Linked DNA regions of Homo sapiens: region 1 is linked to region 2. A link is an interaction called in ENCODE POLR2A ChIA-PET data of the cell type or tissue named here. Cell type or tissue: MCF 10A. All regions are shown on one strand. Each heading gives the region's core, and the rest is flanking DNA. Links, peaks and the distances in the headings are about the cores only.

Region 1 (10,570 bases), core at 1,373-9,372, 59 kb before region 2:
TTAGTGAGAACAGAGCCACTGAGAGTACTGAGGCAGAACAAATGGACTACGGGAAGACATAAATTTAAGGGCGAGAAGAATGAGAGAAATAAGCAAAGGAGTGGCCAGACAGGTGAGACAATTAGAAACTAGTACAGAAGGGTGGAGAATATTTAGGGCCGTTATTTGGTGATTTTAAAGTTTTTGCAGATGTGTTGTTTTGTCGTTATCCTAGAATTGGTGTCATTACTAGAGAGTTTTATAATAGTCATTAGAAAACTGTAAGCTGCATTTGTGATTTACACATTAAGTTAAAAGAAAGAAAATGTCACTTTTTGAAATGAGAATGACGATACACATACATATATACATGTATGTCATGAGAAATTATATTTGAAAAGGGTAGTTGCGTAACTGTTTTCAAATGTGTAATCTAAAACCTTGCCCTAATTATAGTCCTGGGAGAATATGTAGTGCAGTGTGATGAGGACGGCACAAAAATTAGAATAAGGCAGTCTGGGTTCAAATCCTGTAACCTTAGAAAAGTTATTCGTGGTTGAGGTGCCTCCATTTTTTCTTCTCTAATATTCCTAAAATCCCACCACTAAATTAATAGTAGCATTTATTGTGTGATAATTGAGACAATGTATATGAAATACATTCACCAGTACTCAAAACATAGTAAATGACTGTAAAGTTACCACACTATTATTGTTTCTGTGTTAGGTGTTGATCTTTTGCATTCCTTCTTGTGCTTTAGTGTTAACACTAGGTGGCAGCAATGCTCTCTTAACCAATTAAAAGGATACTTGCTTACTTTCTGGCATAGAAGAGATGGGTGAAGCCTTACCTAATAGAAAGATGTGTGTAGGACGCCAGCAAAGCAGGGGGGAAAAAGATGAATAGAGATAGCAATAGAGATAGGTATAGAGACATCAATAGAGATAGAGATAGAAATAGAGGGAAAGAGGGAGAGAGAGGGGAAGAAATTGTAGAAAGAATTTGATATTTCAAAAGGATATACTGAAATAGTCATTGTGAGAAAAACCAGATCTCTTTTGGACATCCACCTTCTAGAAAATTGTATTATTTTAAAATACATGTGGGGAAGTGGCAGAGGCCATGTATTTTTTTGTGTTGACAATGTTAAGGATCTTAAGTCGTCCTGGATGGCAAATGTCTGTAAAGTGTAATGTGTTTTACTGTTCATTTTAATTTTAGTATTAATCTTAATTATAAAAAGATGAGCATTTTCCTCTATATAAAACATTCCTTCTACAATAAGATATTTAGTGGTATCTATTGCTGTCTAATGCTATCTATTGTTGTGTAACCATTATCCCAAAAGTTGGTAGCTTAAAATGAGGAAATAATGATTTTTTTTTTTAATTGAGACAGGGTCTCATTCTGCCACTCAGGCTGGAGTGCAGTCGTGATCATGGCTCACAGCAGCCTCAACCTCCTGGGCTCAAGGGATCCTCCTGCCTCAGCCTCTGGAGTAGTTGGGGCTACAGGTGTGTGCCACCACATCCAGCTAAGTTTTTTTTCTACTTTCTGTAAAGATGGGGTCTCACTATGGTGCCCAGGCTGGTCTTGAACTCCCAGGCTCAAGTGATCCTCCTGTCTCAGCCTGCCGTAGTGTTGAGATTACAGGCATGAGCCACCGTGCCCAACTATGATGAACAGTTATTATCCTATATTTTCTGAGAGCCAGGAATCCTAGGGTGACTTAGCTGGGTGGTTCTGGCTCAGAATTTCTCACGAAGTTTAAGTCAAGACCTCAGCTGGGGCTAAAGTTATCTGAAGGCTTGACTGGGCCTTGAAGCATCTGCTTCCAAGATGGCTTAATCACATAGTTGGTGGCAAAAGCCCTCAATTCCTTATGAATTTCTCCATAAGGCAGCTTGAGTGTCCTTTCAAATGGCAGCCAGTCTCTCCTAGGGTGAGTGACCCAAGAGAGACTGCAAGAAGGAAGCCACAATACCTTTTATGACCTTATCTCAGAAGTCATACACAGTAATGTCCACCATATTTGTTCACAGTGAGTCACACAGGAAATAACTAAATACAATTGTCAGGAATTTTATGCATATGCTGGAAATGGAGTTCCTGTATAAAGAAATCACAGGCTTGACCTCTTCTGGTGTGGCCCTAGACCTATTTCTACAACTATAAAAAGAGAACTTACCATGGAACCATGAGGAACTTCCCTTCTAAGGTGGCTTGTCCCCTATCTGGATATAACCTCAAATAACTTCTCTGTCTCTGTTTTTTCATCTCTAAAATAAAATCACCTAAGAAAGTGCCTTTCAAATTTTTTAGACCCATTGTTAAGGGCTGTACATTGAGCCTGAGCACACACACACGTATGTGTATATGTGTATATATATATGTATATAACAGAAATGAAAGTGCCACAAAATAATACCTTCTTACACTTATCTGTGTGATGTACTCTAATTTTATTCGCCATTCTATGCTAACTCATTTTTAAAAATTCCGGCCAAAGACCGGGCGCGGTGGCTCACGCCTATAATCCCAGCACTTTGGGAGGCCGAGGTGGGCGGATCACGAGGTCAGGAGCTCTAGACCATCCTGGCTAACACGGTGAAACCCCGTCTCTACTAAAAATACAAAAAAATCAGCTGGGCGTGGTGGCGGGCGCCTGTAGTCCCAGCTACTCGAGAGGCTGAGGCAGGAGAATGGCGTGAACCCGGGAGGCAGAGCTTGCAGTGAGCTGAGATGGCGCCACTGCACTCCAGCCTGGGCGACAGAGCGAGACTCCATCTCAATAAATAAATAAATAAATAAATAAATAAATAAATAAATAAATAAATAAAAATTCAGGCCAAAATCTGTAGTACACTGGTCTCACAGTCCATTGAGGGTTTCAACATTCTTTGTGGAAAGAAAACACCCACTGTCACTCCTCGGTGCTCACTTTTCATTGGTGGTAGAGCAGAAATGCTGAAGAGCGAGTGACAGTCCTCACCTTCCAGTTTCTGGGAGGCACAAAAGCACCTTTGAAAGATGGGTCAGCCCTGCGAGCCTACTCTAATCAGAAGGATCAGAAGTTGCTTGTCAGATGGAAAGGTTACTGTGTTTTATCTTTTTTTTTTTTTTGAGATGGAGTCTCTGTTGCCCAGGCTGGAATGCAGTGGCGCCATCTCGGCTCACTGCAACCTCTGCCTCCCGGGTTCAAGCAATTCTCCTGTCTGAGCCTCCTGAATAGCTGGGACGACAGGCGCGCGCCACCTCGCCCAGCTAATTTTTGCATTTTAGTAGAGACAGGGTTTCACCATGTCGGTTGGCCAGGCTGGTCTCGAACCCCTTGACCTCGTGATCTGCCCCTCTCGGCCTCCCAAATTGCTGGGATTACAGGCGTGAGACACGCGCCCGGCCCATCCACCGTGCCTGGCCCATCTGTGTTTATCTTTAAAAGTTGGCTTTGGAACTTGCCATGTGACTCTGGGCAGCCCTTTAACCACCCTGAACTCATTCGTCGGCTCCACAATTGAAATGAGTAGTATCGCTCTTACCTATTTCATAAAGTTGTTTTTAGGCTCACAATCAATTAGGCATTTATCACGTGGCGGAGAATCTCAGGGCAGGATCTTTCATCCTCAGAACAACCCTCTAAGACATAGAGCATTATCCTTGTTTTATAGATGAAGAAATTGATGCTTAGAGCAGTGACATGCGAAATCTTAAGGTTAAATCTTAAGTGGCAGAGCTAGAATTCCAAACCAGTTCTGACATCAAAACCCTCACTCAAAATGGAAATGTAAGCTCGTTTCATTTGACCGTAAGGGGTGGCCATCTGATGTATTCAAATGAAGAAATACGAAATCACCACAGCGTAATAACGGCTTTAGAAATTGATGCTGTCTTGCTCTGAACACGAACACCTAAAATATCACACGTGGGCTTTGAGCTCACTGCCTTCACCCACTGCAGTGTGAGAACGCTGGCAACAGGGCTTCGGTTCCCCAGATGTCAGCAGCCAGGACTGGGTACATTTCTTTAAATGGCGCCCGCAAACGAAGTCCAGATCGCTTGGATGCAGCCCCCTACATTGGAAAGCGTCCTTCCCAGGAAAGGTCTGGCTTACAGCCCTCTCTGGCTGGTTGGCTGGATTCCGAGAGCGCGGCCTGCCCCGGCCCGGTTACCAGAGAGCGGACCCCGCGGGGCGCGTCTCCCGGGCCCGGCGTCCCCTCCCTGGCGGGTGGGGAGGGCCCCACAAAGCCCTTTGTTGAGGCTCCCGTGTGACGCGAGGAGCCCCAGACTCGGCGCCCGCGGCGAGCGGGAAGGAGGCGTGTGCCTGCGGCGCGGCCCCGAGGCGTGTGCGCGGCCATGTGCGCTTAGCGCAGCGCGCTCTTACCTCAGTACCCCGGCCGCGACCCTCCGAGCCCCTGGAGCCCGGGTAACCAGGCCGCCGGCGCCGGCTCGCGGGGACCCGCCACCCTGGAAGCCCCGCGCACACAGCGCATTCCTGGCGAGTCGGAGGCAGGGTGGGGCCCAGGTGTGGGAAGGAGCCGAGGCTGAGGCCGTTCCCTTCTCCGCGGGCTCTGTGGGCGGCCGAGGCCCCCACCCGTCCCGGGAACCAGTTCCTCCCGGGCCCTGCGCGTCCGTCCGGGGAAGGGTAGGGGACTCGCCCCGAATCGGCGTGCAAGGGCGGGGACGCGGGAGTGGTGCTGAGTGTTTTGAATGAGGGAAAACCTGGGAAGGATTGCTCTGCTCAAAGTGCCCGGGCCGGGGCGGGTGGTTCCTGTGCAGGCAGAGCCTTTGGTCGCTCAGCACTGCCACGATCAGACACATTTTGGCGCAGCGGTGTTGGAGCTGGTTTGGCAGGCTCAGGCAAGGGCAGAGAGTGCGACACCGAAACTTTGTCTCAGGATGACGAAACTTACCTGGCATTTTCTCCTTATTCGGTGGCAAAAAATGAAAAAATGAGTTCATGGAAAAATGAAAGAGAACACGGTTTTACACTTGGGGTTCCAGTTCAATGAACACTTATTAAGGACTTTCTGACATTCAGAATTTTTTTCTATTATTTGGCTACAAAATATTCACGTGAGAGGCATTAATTAGGTGCGTTGCCATCATTTCAGGTAAAGTGAACAGAGTTATCTGTGACATTCCATCAGGCACCTATGTAACGAAATCATACCGTAATAACTCACCATGGCGTATGGAGTGCCAAGAAAGAACACAGTGAAAACCATTTTGCGGGGCAGTTGTTATAATGTGTAAGTACTATTTTTTTTTTTTAAATCAGGGTAAGCATTGACTGCGGTGGGGAGTGTCTTTGTTAAATAAAAGGACTGGACACTCTGTGCTCCCCATGAGATACTGGGCTATGTGAAGTATTTTGAGGTGTCTGGGATCTGATTTTTTTTTTTTTTTTTTTTGGCAACTGCTTTTATAAGTTAATTATCTTACTTGGTCTTTACAACACAACACTTTCAAGTGAGAAAACTGAGGTTCAGAGAAGTTTGATCAAAGTCACAGTCCTGTAGTAAGGAAATGCAAAGGCTAGACTCGGAGTCTTTTTGTTCCAAGACAGCATTTTCTGCTTCCACCCACAACTTTAAAAAAACTTTGTTTAGATACTCCACGTCTACCAAAAAAATGCCCTGGTGTCAGATGTATCTTAACAGAGCACCTAATTAGCTGGTACAAAGGGTCGCTTTTATATCCTGTATACTTTGGCAGGCAGTGGATGGACAACACATGCTTTCCAATCAAGAAGACGTGGGCTCCAAGCCTGGCCCTGCCCCCAGCTCCCTAAGGCCATCTTCTTCGTACCTTGATCTCTGCATCTGCAAGATGCATATAACAATTGGCTATGCGGTGTGGATTATAAATGAAGTCGTGTATGTGAAGTACTTGCACATTGCCTGTCATCCAGTGAACGCATAGTGAGCACGTGTTGCAACCACACAGTAGTTTTACTCTGTGGTATTGTAGTGCAGTCTTTTCCTTTCTTAAACGTTTGATTAGGCATCAGCTGAATTTGTCTTTTAAACAATATTCTGTGAAGTAAATGAGGATTCCCTACGGGATTATAAAACCAGAGCTATAAGAAATTCAGAGAAAACTCACTGTTGCATTCTGTTTAGTTTTGTCAGTTTAGTACGTATTTAGACCTTGAACTATGGGCAAGTACCATTATAGTAAGTGTCATTATTATTATTATTATTATTATTATTATTATTATTATTTTATTTGCATTGTGTATGTGCATTGCTACACAAGACACATACACACATGTATACACACACATATGTCTTTTTAACACATGGAATCATATTGAACTTTGCTCTGCCCACCCCTTCCTAATATATCTTGTATAGCCTAATAGGTAAGAGCACTAATTCTGGAGTCTGACTTCCTGGGTTCAGATCCCAACTTCACAACCAATGGCTTTGTGACCTTGGGCAAGTTGTTCTCTGCACCTCAGTTTCCTTCCTTCCTTCCTTCCTTCCTTCCTTCCTCCCTCCCTCCCTCCCTCCCTCCCTCCCTTCTTTCCTTCTTTCCTGACAGGGTCTCACACTGTCACGCAGGCTGGAATGTTGTGCACCTCCTGGGCTTGAGTGATCCTCCCATCTCAGCCTCCTGAGTAGCTGGGACCACAGGCACACACCACTGTGCCCGGTGAGTTTGTTTTATTTTTGGTAGAGATGGGGTCTCACTTTGTTGCCCAGGCTAGTCTCAAACTCCTGTCCTCAAGTGATCCACCTTGGTCTCCCAAAGTGCTGGAATTACAGGCATGAGCCACCATGCCCGGCTGGAGATCTTTATTTTTTATCAAGACAGGGTATCACTCTATCACCTCAGTGCAGTCTCAGCCTTAGCCTCCTGGGCTCAAGTGATCCTCCTGCCGCAGCCTCTTTTGTAGCTGGAACCACAGGCCTGTGCCACCACATTCGGCTAATTTTTTGATTTTTTTGTGGAGATGAGATCTCATCACATCACCTGGGCTGGTCTTGGCCTTCTGGCCTCCAGCGATCCTCCTGCCTCTGCCTCTGCCTCTGCCTCCCAAAGTGCTGTGATTATAGGCATGAGCCAGCATGCCCAGCCTACTCTTCAGTTTTCTAATCTGTAAACTGAGGATAGTAGTAGCACCTGCCTCTTTCATATGGTTGTTGCAGTAATTACATGAGTTCATGTGTGTAAATTGCTTAAAACAGTGCCTAGTAGTAGGTGCTATGTAAACAATAACTGTTTTATTGCTTATCTTTCCAAATCGACACAATCCTTATTCTTTCATTACATGTTTGTACTACAGTTTGTTTAATCAGGCTCTTCTTGATAGATATTAAGATTATTTCCATTTTTTTTTTTTTTTTTGAGACGGAGTTTTGCTCTTCTCACCCAGGCTGAAGTGCAGTGGCATGATCTCAGCTCACTGCAACCTCCGCCTCTCGGGTTCAAGCTGGGTTCAGAACCTCTCGGGTTCAAGTAGCTGGGATTACAAGCGCCCGCCACCATGCCCAGCTAAGTTTTGTATTTTTAGTAGAGACGGGATTTCACCATGTTGGCCAGGCTGGTCTTGAGCTCCTGGCCTCAGATGATCCACCCACCTCAGCCTCCCAAAGTGTTGGGATTACAGGCGTGAGCCACCATGCCCGGCCTCCATGTTTTTTTGTTTGTTTGTTTAAACGAATGACACTTCAACACTTCAATGAACACTCTTATACATTTTTATGACTTGTTCAGGTACATCTATAATAATTGTAGACTCTAAGTCACTCCTGAAAGTTAGATGATAAAGGATGGGGAAGGTGGAACAGGTAAACAAAGGGGTGGCTGGTGTAATATGGTCACTTCCCCTGCTTGGACCAAAGCAGGTCTTTCACTTTCTTCATGCATATGAGGCTGAACTCATATTGACTGCAGATGAGAAACATGTAGCTGATATTTTCAAATTTCAGAATTAGGTGAAAGAGAACAATTTTTAAAGGTTCATAGTGGTTATTTTGAATTTGTAGTTTGGAATTTCATCCCCATTCCCAGATTGCACACTCAAAACCTTAGTCTGTGCCAAGCACCCTGCTCAATGTATGATTATGCCCTTCTTTCCTTCTTCAATATGACCACATTTTTATGAGCTATAAAAGACTCTGGAGCTTACAGTTCTTATCTACATCCTCTTACATGGAAAGAATGGATTGACTTCATGGAGGCTGAATCAAAGTTCCTGGTGTAATTTCTGGTCATTGTTCAGTATTATCTCTATATTAGTTAATATAAATCTCCCTCTCCTGTCTGGAACTACAACTCTGGAAAATTCTGAACATCTCCCCCTCCACCCATAAACCAAAATGTCTAGTGGCAAATGGAACTGAGAATTAATGTCTTCTACATCTCACATAGTAGGTGCTTAATCAATATTTATTGAATGGATTAATGAATTTTTGCCCCAGACAGGAACCTTGGGATATTGCATTGCTTGCAAAGACCTGGTCCACAAACCTAGCCAATATCAAGTTGCCTTTCTTGGAAGAAATTTCATTTGGTGGTTCTGTGCAGCTCACAAAATGTACCACCATTAAAGATGGACTGCTCCCTTCTGCAGAATGTAAGTTCCTTAAGTTCTGCTTTAATAAGTTATAAATTCAGTGTGCCATTTGCTTATCAGAGAAATGTTTAAATCTGTGTATTTACACCCATACCTCCTATCTTTGTAGCTCTGTCATCTTGTTTATTATTCAGGCATATGGATTTTGCTGTATGATATTCAGTTTTGACTTAGTTATGCCTGATGAAAAATGTATGTCAGATTGTTTTGTGTATTTTCTTTTTCAGCTATCAAACTCGAAAGGGAGTATGAAGTGAAGCGTCTTTGTAAACTGAAGTGTCAAGAAAATACATCTAAGGAAATTCAGCTTCTCCTGAGGGAAAGGCCAGCCGGTTTGAGAAGACCTCTTCCATCTAAATGACAGTCAGTTCATGATTGAATCTGTACTCTGTGTCTTGCATCCAAAGGGCATGAAGGTCTCTGGACCTTTCACTATGTATAGTTCAGGGCAGATATTTGAATGCCCACTGGTGGATGGGCCACTGCCCACAGCTGTGGGTTAGTACCCAGTTCTGACAGATCTTCTGAGTCCCTGACATACTCTTGTTCCTTGTGTCACAAACGACAGCACTGTAAGTAGATGAAAATGCATTTGGAGTTGAGTCGTTTGTGCTATTCATTTTAATTTTTGTAAAATTGCACTAAAAGAAGAGGAAATTTCTTCAGCTGCATTGTTTTCAAAAGACATCTTAAATATGCATCTTTGAGATCCCAAGGAGGGACCAAAAGAAGGCAAGAGAGAAATTCTCTTAAAAATGATAAACTGAAACATTTCATTTGGTTAAGAAAAATAATAGACTTCATTTTTAGTACCTCCCTAGTTTCCAATTTTCTTTTTTTTAAATATATATATTTTTTATTGTACTTTAAGTTCTAGGGTACATGTGCACAACGTGCAGGTTTGTTACATATGTATACATGGGCCATGTTGGTGTGCTGCATCCAGTAACTCATCATTTACATTAGGTATATCTCCTAATGCTATCCCTCCCCCATACCCCCACCCCACAACAGGCCCCCGTGTGTGATGTTCCCCTTCCTGTGTCCAAGTGTTCTCATTTTTCAATTCTCACCTATGAGTGAGAACATGCGGTGTTTGGTTTTTTGTCCTTGTGATAGTTTGCTGAGAATGATGGTTTCCAGCTTCACCCATGTCCCTACAAAGGACATGAACTCATTATTTTTTATGGCTGCATAGTATTCCATGGTGCATTTGTGCCACATTTTCTTAATCCAGTCTATCATTGTTGGACATTTGGGTTGGTTCCAAGTCTTTGCTATTGTGAGTAGTGCCACAATAAACATACGTGTGCATGTGTCTTTATAGCAGCATGATTTATATTCCTTTGGGTATATACCTAGTAATGGGATGGCTGGGTCAAATGGTATTTCTAGTTCTAGATCCCTGAGGAATTGCCACACTGTCTTCCACAATGGTTGAACTAGTTTACAGTCCCACCAACAGTGTAAAAGTGTTCCTATTTCTCCACATCCTCCCCAGCACCTGTTGTTTCCTGACTTTTTAATGATCCTCATTCTAACTGGTGTGAGATGATATCTCATTGTGGTTTTGATTTGCATTTCTCTGATGGCCAGTGATGATGCACATTTTTTCATGTGCCTGTTGGCTGCATAAATGTCTTCTTTTGAGAAGTGTCTGTTCATATCCTTTGCCCACTTTTTGATGGGGTTGTTTTTTTCTTGTAAATTTGTTTGAGTTCCTTGTAGATTCTGGATATTAGCCCTTTGTCAGATAAGTAGGTTGCAAAAATTTTCTCCCATTCTGTAGGTTGCCTGTTCACTCTGATGGTAGTTTCTTTTGCTGTGCAGAAGCTCTTTAGTTTAACCATTCCTTCTGAAACTATTCCAATCAATAGAAAAAGAGGGTATCCTCCCTAACTCATTTTATGAGGCCAGCATCATCCTGATACCAAAGCCTGGTAGAGACACAACCAAAAAAGAGAATTTTAGACCAATATCCCTGATGAACATCGATGCAAAAATCCT
Region 2 (10,570 bases), core at 1,304-9,303:
TGTTTTGCTTACTTGCTTCTCAAATCCCAGCCTGCCTGCCTGCCTTCCTTCCTTCCTTCCTTCCTTCCTTCCTTCCTTCCTTCCTTCCTTCCTTCCTTTCTTTTTCTTTCTTTCTTTCTTTCTTTCTTTCTTTCTTTCTTTCTTTCTTTCTTTCTTTCTTTCTCTCTCTCTCTCTCTCTCTCTCTCTACATGCACCATGGGCTCTTCTTCCTCTCCCTGGTTTAGAGCAAAGGAGGCTTTACAATATATAAAATATTAACTATCAGTTAATGTAACTAAGTGCTTTTCCCTAAATAAATTTAGACCAAAAATATATATGGAAAATACAAAAACACAGTATATTATGGCCGGGCGTGGTGGCTCATGCACTTTAGGAGGCCGAGGCGGGTGGATCACCTGAGGTTAGGAGTTCGAGACAGCCTGGCCAACATGGTGAAATCCCATCTCTACTAAAAATACAAAAATTACCTGGGTGTGGTGGTGGGCATCTGTAATCCCAGCTACTCAGGAGGCTGAGGCAGGAGAATCACTTGAACCCAGGAGGTGGAGGTTGCAGTGAGCCGAGATTGCGCCACTGCACTCCAGCCTGGGCGACAGAGTGGGACTCCATTTCAAAAAACAAAACAAAACAAAACCCCAAAAAATCTGCAACAAATTACAAATGTGTGAAGCAGTAACTTAGTTCATATAATGTAATAACAATATAGTAATTGTCTTAGTCCATTTTGTGCTGCTGTACAGGATACCTGAGACTGGTTAATGTATAGAGAAGAGAAATTATTCCCTTACATTCTGGAGGCTGGGAAGTCTAAGATGAAGGTGCTGGCATCTATTGTCTGGTGAGGTCCTTCTTGCTCCTCACGTGGTGGAAGAGAGAAGGGCAAAAAGGAACAAACTTCCTTGGTGGAGTCCTCTTAAAATAGCATTAATTCATTCATGAAGGTGGATTCATTGTGACCTAAACACCTCCCAGAAAGCTCCACCTCTCAATACTGTTGTCTTAGGGATTTGATTTCCAACCTATGAATTTTGGAGGACACATTCAGACCATAGCAGTAATCACGATACACAGTTTTTGAGGACTTCAAACCAAGTACTCTTCCCCCTCTGTCACAGACATTATGTACTTAAAAGTTCTTAAGAACCATTGCGCTTAAAATGTGTTAGCCTTTTGACTTAGAAACAATTAACCTCAATAATAACAGAGATAAACAAACCAGTTTTCCAGTAGAAATCATTCTGGATTTGTTGAACAAAGACCACAACTTCCTTCTGATGGTCTCAGTTGTTTTCCTGGTAAAGCTATGTAGCATGGCTGTTGGTTTTGGTTTGGTTCGTCCGGCTCACAAACCCACATTTCACTTTCCAAGGTGGCCAGAGACAACCCCAGTAATGACACAGATAAACAGACTGATTGTCTTTAGAAATCTTTCCAGGTTTGTTCACCAAAGACTGGATGTCCCACTATCACCTTACTTAACACAACCCCTCTAACTGATGCTAAGTGACTCAGCTTTTTTGTATATCACACCATCATTTTGAAGCCTAGAAATCTTACTTTGTACTCTAACTCATCACTCTACTTCAATCTCAAATCTCAGTCCCTTCCTTTTCTTTTCTTTTCTTTCTCTCTCTCTCTCTCTTTCTTTCTTTCTTTCTTCTCCTTTTCTTTCTTTTCTTCTTTTCTTGTGTCTTTTCGTCTTTCTGTCTTTCTTTTTTTTTGAGATGGAGTTTCACTTTGTTGCCCAGGCTGGAGTGCAGTGGCATGATCGTGGCTCACTGCAACCTCCGCCTCCTGGGTCCAAGTGATTCTCCTGCCTTAGCCTACCAAGTAGCTGGGATTACAGGCACCTGCCACCACACCCAGCTAATTTTTGTATTGTTAGTAGAGACAGGGTTTCACCATGTTGGCCAGGCTGGTCTCGAACTTCTGACCTCAGGTCATCTGCCCGCCTTGGCCTCCCAAAGTGCTGGGATTACAGGCATGAGCCACCATGCTTGGCCCAATCACAGTTTCTAATCATAGGATCACACGATATCAGGATTGGAACAGAATTCTTAATTCAGTCTAGCATCTCACATCAGTTCCCTTTCTCTGTGGTTCTGTACCTTCCCTTGCCCTAACCAACTTGCTCTGTCTGCAGGTCAGCGACTGTGGGGGTCACTGCCCTATCCAATGGGGAGCTTATGGCATGTGGTGTTTGCGTGACTTCTTCCTGACAGATATTTATTAACACTTCATACTGGGCAGGCGTTCAGTCAGCTTTGTGGCATTCTAACTTGCTGATGTGGTTTGGGTGTTTGTCCTCTCCACATCTCATGTTGAAATGTGATTCCAGTATTGGAGGTGGGGCCTGGTGGGAGGCTATTGGATCATGGGGTGGATCTCTCATGAATGGTTAATGCCATCTCCTTGGTGATAAGTGAGTTCTTGCTTAGTTAGTTCACATGAGATCTGGTTGTTTAAAAGTCTGGGACCTCCCCTTTCTCACTCTCCCTTGCTCCCTCTCTGGCCATGTGAGATACCTGCTCCCCCTTCCCCTTTGCCTTCTACCATGATTGCGAACTTCCTGAGGTCCTTACCAGGAGCACATGCTGGAACCATGCTTGTACAGCCTGCAGAACTATGAATCTCCTTTATAAATTACCCAGCCTCAGGTATTTCTTTATGGCCATGCAAACAGCCTAATACACTTCCAATCCCCTTGGTACCAGAACTAGATATCACAAGAAAAGAAAACTGCAGATCAATAGTTCTTATGAATATACATGCAAAAATTTTCAATAAAAATACTATCACACTGAATCTAGCAACATAAAGGATTATACACCATGACCAAATATGATTTATTTCAAAATGCAAGGTTGATTCAATATACAGAAAAATCAATGTGATATACTATATTAATAGAATAAGGACATAAAAAGAATGAAGCTGTGATATATGTTAAAACATGGATAAACCTTGTCTTAGCCCATGTGAGTTGCCATGAAGGAATACCTGAGGGTAGGTAATTTCTAAATAAAACAGGTTTATTTGGCTCGAGGGTCTGCAGGCTGTACACAAGAAGCAAAGTGCCAGCATCTGCATCTGGTGAGGGCCTCATGAAGACCCCACCCATGGTGGAAGGGGAAGAGGAGCAGGCATCACATGGTAAGAGAGGGGAGGGAGGTGTCAGACTCTTTTTAACAACTAGAGCTCATAAGAACTGAGTGAGAACTCAGTGAATCCCACGAGAATGGCACCAGCCTGTTCATGAGGGATCTGCCCCTGTGACCGAAATATTTCCCACTTGCCCCCGCCTCCAACGTTGGGAATCAAATTTCAACATGAGAGTTGGAGAGGACAAACAGCCAAACTATTATCAAACGTCGAAAATGTTATGCTAAGGGAAAGAAGCTAGACACAGAAAAAAGGCTGCATGTATGATTCTGTTGATATGAAATGTCCAGAACAGGTAATCCTATAAAGACGGAAAGTAGATTTGTGCTTGCTAAGGGCTAGGGGAAGGAGGGATTGGGGAGTGACTGCTAATGGGGATGGGGTTTCTTTCTGGGGTGATGAAACTATCCTGGAAATGGTGCTATTATTGCATAATGTTGTGACTATACTAAAAACTGCTGAATTGTATAATTTAAAATGATGAATTTTATGGCTTGTGGATTATACTTCAATAAAAAAGAACTAGATAAGAAAATAATTCTATAGTGCCTAGCAGAATTTTAAGGCAAGTAGATAGTAAAATAAATATGAGGTAATTGATGGATGACAAGAACTACTGGAAATCTCTTTGTAGACCAGAAATATAGCCATCGTTTGTTAAACAACGGGAGAGAAATGAGCTCCAAGGAGCTTAGTCCATGTAATCTCTAGGAAATTGTGTCCTAGGAGTTGCTTTTGGTAAAGACTAAATTCTTCATGTCCAATGCTCCCTCCTAAGCATTGTATTAATTTTACTTTCAGCATCAGTATGACAACCTGTTCCACCGTGGCCGCCCTGGGAATGATGCCACTCTGCATTTATCTCTACACCTGGTCCTGGAGTCTTCAGCAGAATCTCACCATTCCTTATCAGAACATAGGTCTGTATGGGCCTGGGAAATGGAGGACTAACAGTAATGGTGATGATACTAATAATAGCTGTTCTTAATTATATAACTCTTTATGCAGGGATTTTTTTGGTAGTACTTAATTTAATCCCTTAAAGAACCCTACAGTATAGATTCTGTTACCAGTTCAGTCTCCTAGGTCTTCAGGCTTCAAGAGGTTTAGTAACTTGATCAAGATTATGCAGCTGGTAAGTACGGAACTGGAGTTCTAACCCGGGAATCTGACTACAAAGTGCAAACTTTCATCCCTATAAGAGTGCATTTTTGAAAAAAAAAGAAAGCCAGATAATTTACTTTGAAAAAGCAGGAATCAAACCCTTATGTAATTAGACTATAAAGCAATTGGACTCTTTATACTCCAAGGTTTAACTGGATCTAGTGGCTCTAATTAGACCTTCCTGTGACTTCACCTTTCACATTGCCTGCGAACCTTGACTTTTTCTTGGAGGTTGAATGTAAATAATTCTTACTGATTATGAAAACTCATCTACATGTCACAGTCTCACCCATATCTCTTTCATTATCTCCTCTTCTGAATATTATTTCTCATGAAAGTCTGCCATTTTCCTAAAGATCTCTGTGGGTTTAGCAAGCTTAGAAGAGAAATGTGGTGAAATGATCTGCCTTTTCTAGTGTGGTCAGTTTTTGAAAAAGTGATAGGCACTATGTTTTTTTGTTTTTTTTTTTTGAGACAGAGTTTTGCTCTGTCACTCAGGCTGGAGTGCAGTCGTGCAATCTCGGCTCACTGCAACTTCTGCCTTCTCCTGCCTCAGCCTTCCGAGTAGCTGGTACTACAGGTGCAGGCCACCACACCCGGCTAATTTTTTTGGTATTTTAGGAGAGACAGGGTTTCACCGTGTTGCCCAGGCTGGTCTCAAACTCCTGAGCTCAGGCAGTCCACCCACCTTGGCCTCCCAAAGTGCTAGGATTACAGGTGTAAGCCACCGTGCCTGGCCAACACTATGATTCTTAAGACTCTCAGTGTCAATCTGGTGTCTCAGGTAAACACCTTGAAGGCTTACAACCCATGGCCCATAGTTCAAAACCATGAATGAACCCACTTCCTCACAATAGCGGGAGCCCACTGAATCTGTAAAATTTGAGGGAAACCTTAATTTAGAAACCATGATTTTATGTGCAACTTTTTTTCTGATCAGTAAGTTATTTAATATATTCTGCTTTGATAATATGTTCTGAAAGGCACTCACAAGACGCAAAATGTTATGAGCAGCTTATATAACTTTGGAGCCAATATTGTAGGCATTTATCCAGACTTGGGAAGTGGCATGGGAAAATGTCAGTTTAAAGCTGTTACCTAATTGAAATAGAAGTTGTTGGGAAGTACTGTGCAGTCAGGGTGAGAGGGAAAACCCTCTCATGGATTTTTCTTCTCTTTAGGAATTACCCTTGTGTGCCTGACCATTCCTGTGGCCTTTGGTGTCTATGTGAATTACAGATGGCCAAAACAATCCAAAATCATTCTCAAGGTGAGTGACTTCATGGCCACTGTTGGCACGTCCTCAGACTCAGGGGCCTGAAAGACAGAAGTGAGCAGTGGCTGGGACAAGTGAGCTTGTTGAGTACGGCCCCACACCCAGAAATTCTTCTTACACATCCTGTGGTTTTGGATCCAGGGATCATATTTCCTCCACCCTGTAAGCCTTGCTTTGCCACTCCCATAGTTCTGTACCCTGAGGCTTATGACGCCCTGGAAAATAAGCAACTATTGATTTAGTGTCAGGAAAGCTAAAGCCTGTGTGTGGACAGAAGAGCCCAGGCCCATCCATAAACAAGGCTTCACACAGGTGCTCTTGAGGCAGAAGCTGTTCAAGTGAGCATGAAAGGGAACCCCAGTGTTTAGTAATATGGCTGGTTTCTTGGAAGAGTAGGAGGAAGGGCTGTCTTGCAGAAGCATTCCTGGGGTCACGGCCAAAGCTGTTGTTTGTACACATGAGCAAGGGCTGCTGACTACATGAATAAGACTGTTTAAATGAAATCATCCAGGAAGCACTGAGGAGTCTAGCTATGGAATGATGGTGACTAGAACTTTCTACCTCCTCTTGTCTTTGCAGTCCTGCCCTTTGTCTGCTGGAGAAACAAGCAAATGTCTTTGTTAAATGGCTTTTAAAAATAATTCAAGAGGCCAGGTGCAGTGGCTCACATCTGTAATCCCAGAACTTTGGCAGGCTGAGGTGGGAGGATTGCTTGAGGCCAGGAGGTTGAGGCTACAGTGAGCCATTATCATGCCATTGCACTGGAGCCTGGATCACAGAGTGAGACCCCATCTCTAAAAAATGAAACAAAACAACAAAACGTAAAGAGGAGGCATTCTTAACAATGGTGTGAGTCTCCTAGGGTGCTTTCCATTTTTTTTCTGATTATGTATCACTTTAGCAGATAGAAGGTTGTAATATGTGTGGCTTTCATGAAGATTTTAAAAATGTTTCAGTTATATTTTACATTTATAAAGAAGTAAACATTTGGGGTTATTTAGAGTTTCATGTAGTAAATCTCAGTTAATTTTGTTTTCTGGTTTATGGTTTGGCTTGGTTTAAGCTTTTGCCGTTTGGCTCTACCTCACAGAACATTGCCACTCTATATGCCTGTGCTAATGGACACTGTTTTCCCAGTTATGCACAAGGCCAAACCATTCCCACCATTCCTTCAGTGCGATGGAGAATGAGAGGAGAGGGCTTGCCAAGCAGAAAATCAGCTGGGCACAGAGAGCTGGAGGATGGCTTAGTATAGTACATTTGTATTGCATATGGATGACTTTAACATCAATAGTGCACACCTGATTTTCACTCTCCTTTTTTAGCTGTACTCATGGAATAAAGTCCCATCTTTTCCACATTTATTTTTAAAAATTAATTAAGTTTTTGAGATAGGGTCTCGCTCTGTCACTCAGGCTGGAGTGCAATGACACGATCATAGCTCACTGCAACCTTGATCTCCTAGGCTCAAATGATGCTCCCATCTCAAGCTCTGAGGTAGCTAGCACTACAGGCATGCACCATCCTGCCCTGCTAATAAAAAGATTTTTTTTTTAGAGACAGGGTCTTGCTATGTTACCCAGGCTGGTTTGCAACTCCTGGCCTCAAGGGATCCTCTGGCCTTGGCCTCCCAAAGTGTTGGGATCACAGGCATGAGCCACTGTGCCTGGCCCCTTTTCCACATTTATTATTGTTATTTCAGTAGGAGAAAATTTCCAGTGTGGTAGTTATGATTTTGTTTACAAAACAAGAGGAGGGAAATGATCATGGAAACTTCTTGCTTTTCAAGTACTCTATCTTTGATTATTTTTCTTAAAAGGGCATTTAACAACAATAACAAAAATAATGCTTTTGGAGTTTTCCAGCTCCTCTATCAGTCCATCAGTGTCAATGGAGAAACCAGATACATTTTTTTACATGTCAGTTTTATTTTCTGTAACGAGCAAATTTAAAACTCTTTTCTTTTGGGTATTTCATAGGATTTATGGCAAAACATTTAATAATATGCATAAATATTCTAGACTACCTTAGTAAAAAAAAAAAACTAGGCTAATGTAATCATTATTTTAGTATATCTTCATTCCCTGTTCTTAGTTCCATTTTAATTTTAGATCTGACACATTTTCTGAACAAACTTAAGTGTTCCCCATTTGCTCTTGGTGGATATTAAACTTTGAAATCTTTGGTAGAGAGAGGAAGAGGGGATGTTACATTCAGAGGCCTTAGTTCCATTTTAATTTTAGATCTGACACATTTTCTGAACAAACTTAAGTGTTCCCCATTTGCTCTTGGTGGATATTAAACTTTGAAATCTTTGGTAGAGAGAGGAAGAGGGGATGTTACATTCAGAGGCTTTCTTTCTTTCATTTTTTTTTTAAACGGAGTCTTGCTCTGTCACCCAGGCTGGAGTGCAGTGGCGCAATCTTGGCTCACTGCAACCTCCACCTCCTGGGTTCAAGTAATTCTCCTGCCTCAGCCTCTTGAGTAGCTGGGATTACAGGCATGTGTCACCACGCCTGGCTAATTTTTGTATTTTTTAGTAGAGACAGGATTTTGCCATGTTGGCTGGATGGTCTTGAACTCCTGACCTCAGGTGATCCGCCCACCTCTGCCTCCCAAAGTTCTGGGATTACAGACATGAGCCACCATGCCTGACCAAGAGGCTTTCTTGTCTTAGCATCTTTTTCTTAGGCAGGGGTCTAGTCTGTCTCTGTATTTGAACAGTAAAAATGACCCCCAGAACACATTTATGGTATATTGGGTCATTCTGTTTGTTTGTTGTCTTCTCTAGTTTCCTACGACCATCCTCCTTCACATCCTGAATCATTTCAAATCAAGGTTGACACTGTAACTAGGTACACAGTTTACTGTCTACATGATATGAACAGGAGCTTGCCAAGATCCTGATTTTCCCAAAATACCCTAGGTTATGCTTTCTTCCTATTTTATCTAAATCTCAAACTATTCAAAATTTTGTTATTGTTGGCTTTTGTTTCTGTTCTTGTTAAACAACAAAAGTAAGGACAGTATCCATTTGGGAGAGGATAGAGGTCTCCATCAGTATTTCTCATGTGATCATGAGTATTAGCTCAGATTGTCCAATGAAGAATGGGTAAATTTTATTTGGAGGGGAGAAGGACAGGGATCAAAGCAGCAGGCAGCTGCTGGTGGTTGAAGGGGCGGTGGGAGGGGAGGCAGATGGTCAGGCAGGGCAGACGTCAGACTGGAGGTCACAAGCAGAGGGTCATAGAGGTGTGTGCAGGGGTGTTGGAAGCTCATTGTCAGATTCCATTCATTTTACACTTTTGTTCTACCCACAATAGAACTCTACTACCCAATCCTTTTGGCAAAATCTTCTACTTGAAGAGAAAGGTAGATATGCTAAAGCGAGACTTAGATTTGTGTCAAACTCCACCAATTTCTAGCATAGGCAAGTTACTTGACCACTTTGGAACTCAGATTTCTCCTCTACTAAATGAAATTGTATTTAGTCATCTCTAAGTCCCTTCTTTGTTCTAAAATTTCTAGATCCCAAGCATTTTACAACCTTGATGGACTTTGTATCATAGAGCAAAAAACCCTGAGTTTATATTCACTTATTTTATTGTTTGCTTCAGATTGGGGCCGTTGTTGGTGGGGTCCTCCTTCTGGTGGTCGCAGTTGCTGGTGTGGTCCTGGCGAAAGGATCTTGGAATTCAGACATCACCCTTCTGACCATCAGTTTCATCTTTCCTTTGATTGGCCATGTCACGGGTTTTCTGCTGGCACTTTTTACCCACCAGTCTTGGCAAAGGTATAGTTAAACTATCCATAAACTTTTTTGAGGAAGGTAAATTTAACACACTGCCACTGGTAGGCTTTGCTGCCTGTGTCAGGAGACATGAAGAGTTTTGACTTACATAGTGGAATCGACAGGATAACTAAGCATAAAAGAGGGTCATTCATGGCAATTCATGGAAAATATTGTGGTAATTCTTTATGTAAATTAAAGCAAAGGCCAAATTGATAGGAAGAGATAAATTTAAGTTAAAAAAGAATAGAAAACGACATGATTTGATTCCCACTTCGTAGAAGAAAGCAAAAAGAATTCTATGCATCAAAATATACTGGAAGAAATACACCATATGGTAACAATGTTTAATTTTGAGTAGCGAAATTAAGGATAATTTTAGTTCTTTAGTATTTCCTTGGTATATTTTTGAAGCTTTTCAATAAGTATGTACTACTTTTAAAAGCAGAAAAAAATTACTAAAGAAGAGTAAACTATGCAGTTGAATTCCAAAGGTGAAAGTTGGGAATTTTTAATTGGCTTTATGCTACTTCTAATCCACTTGGGGAACATTTAGGGTTGTACTAAGCGCCCGGTAAAGCTTTACCCCATCTATCTCATTTACTTCTTACTACAAGCTTGAGAAGTAGATCCTATCACTACCCTCATTCTACTGATGAGCAGACCCTTCAGAGAAATTAAGTGACTTGACCAAGTTCATAGAGCTAGAAAATTGTGGAGTTAGGATTTGGACCTGGGTTTGTTTCCAAATTTAACAATTAGGAACACAGTCTGTTGAGTGGTTGAAATGCAATTGGCTCTGGACAGAAAGTACTCCTATGGCAAGATGTAGTCCACAATCCCATCTTTTTCATACCTGATAGCCTGACAAAGCCCAGGACTGAGATTTGGCTCATGAATGGTGCAGGTGTGAGTTCCAGCTTTGTAGCTTAATCATATCGAGTTTTTGACAAAAGTCTCAAAGAAGTGAGGGTGGTTTGAGACAAGTGTAGCAAGCAATAGAATAAGTAGAAATAACGTATGAACACAGAGCTTGCCCTGTACCATTGACAGCATTTTCACCCCCTCATTACACACCCTTGTTACTTCCCCATTCCAGTCCAGCTTGCACAGAGGTGCTTGTTTGTTTTCTGAAACACCTCTTTTATCTCCTCACTTCCACATATAAAACACTGCA

The links. ChIA-PET counts read pairs that join two places held together with the same protein. Peaks named below come from ENCODE experiments on the same cell type or tissue, not always from the same donor. Only the 100,000 strongest peaks of a DNase experiment are listed, where the experiment ranks them.
Region 1: POLR2A ChIA-PET joins it to region 2 with 41 read pairs; 3 of 35 experiments call an interaction of 5 or more read pairs at or near these places.

What each region holds. Positions count from the first base shown.
Region 1 is chr4:86,886,114-86,896,683 of GRCh38, reverse strand. C4orf36 (chromosome 4 open reading frame 36) reads left to right here and starts at 4,262. Exons shown (of 5, transcript NM_144645.4): 1 at 4,262-4,501; 2 at 5,091-5,228; 3 at 8,409-8,563; 4 at 8,791-8,926. The coding sequence starts at 5,164. The coding sequence ends at 8,924. RefSeq lists an enhancer at 3,865-4,520 and silencers at 4,041-4,580, 4,791-4,850. In MCF 10A, for the core only: no CTCF peak of the experiment used is centred there; a DNase peak (open chromatin) is centred at 4,693.
Region 2 is chr4:86,826,819-86,837,388 of GRCh38, reverse strand. It overlaps SLC10A6 (solute carrier family 10 member 6), which reads left to right. Exons shown (of 6, transcript NM_197965.3): 2 at 3,965-4,083; 3 at 5,509-5,597; 4 at 9,221-9,396. Among named protein-coding and RNA genes, the nearest start is that of SLC10A6, 17 kb to the left of the region's middle. In MCF 10A, for the core only: no CTCF peak of the experiment used is centred there; a DNase peak (open chromatin) is centred at 5,788.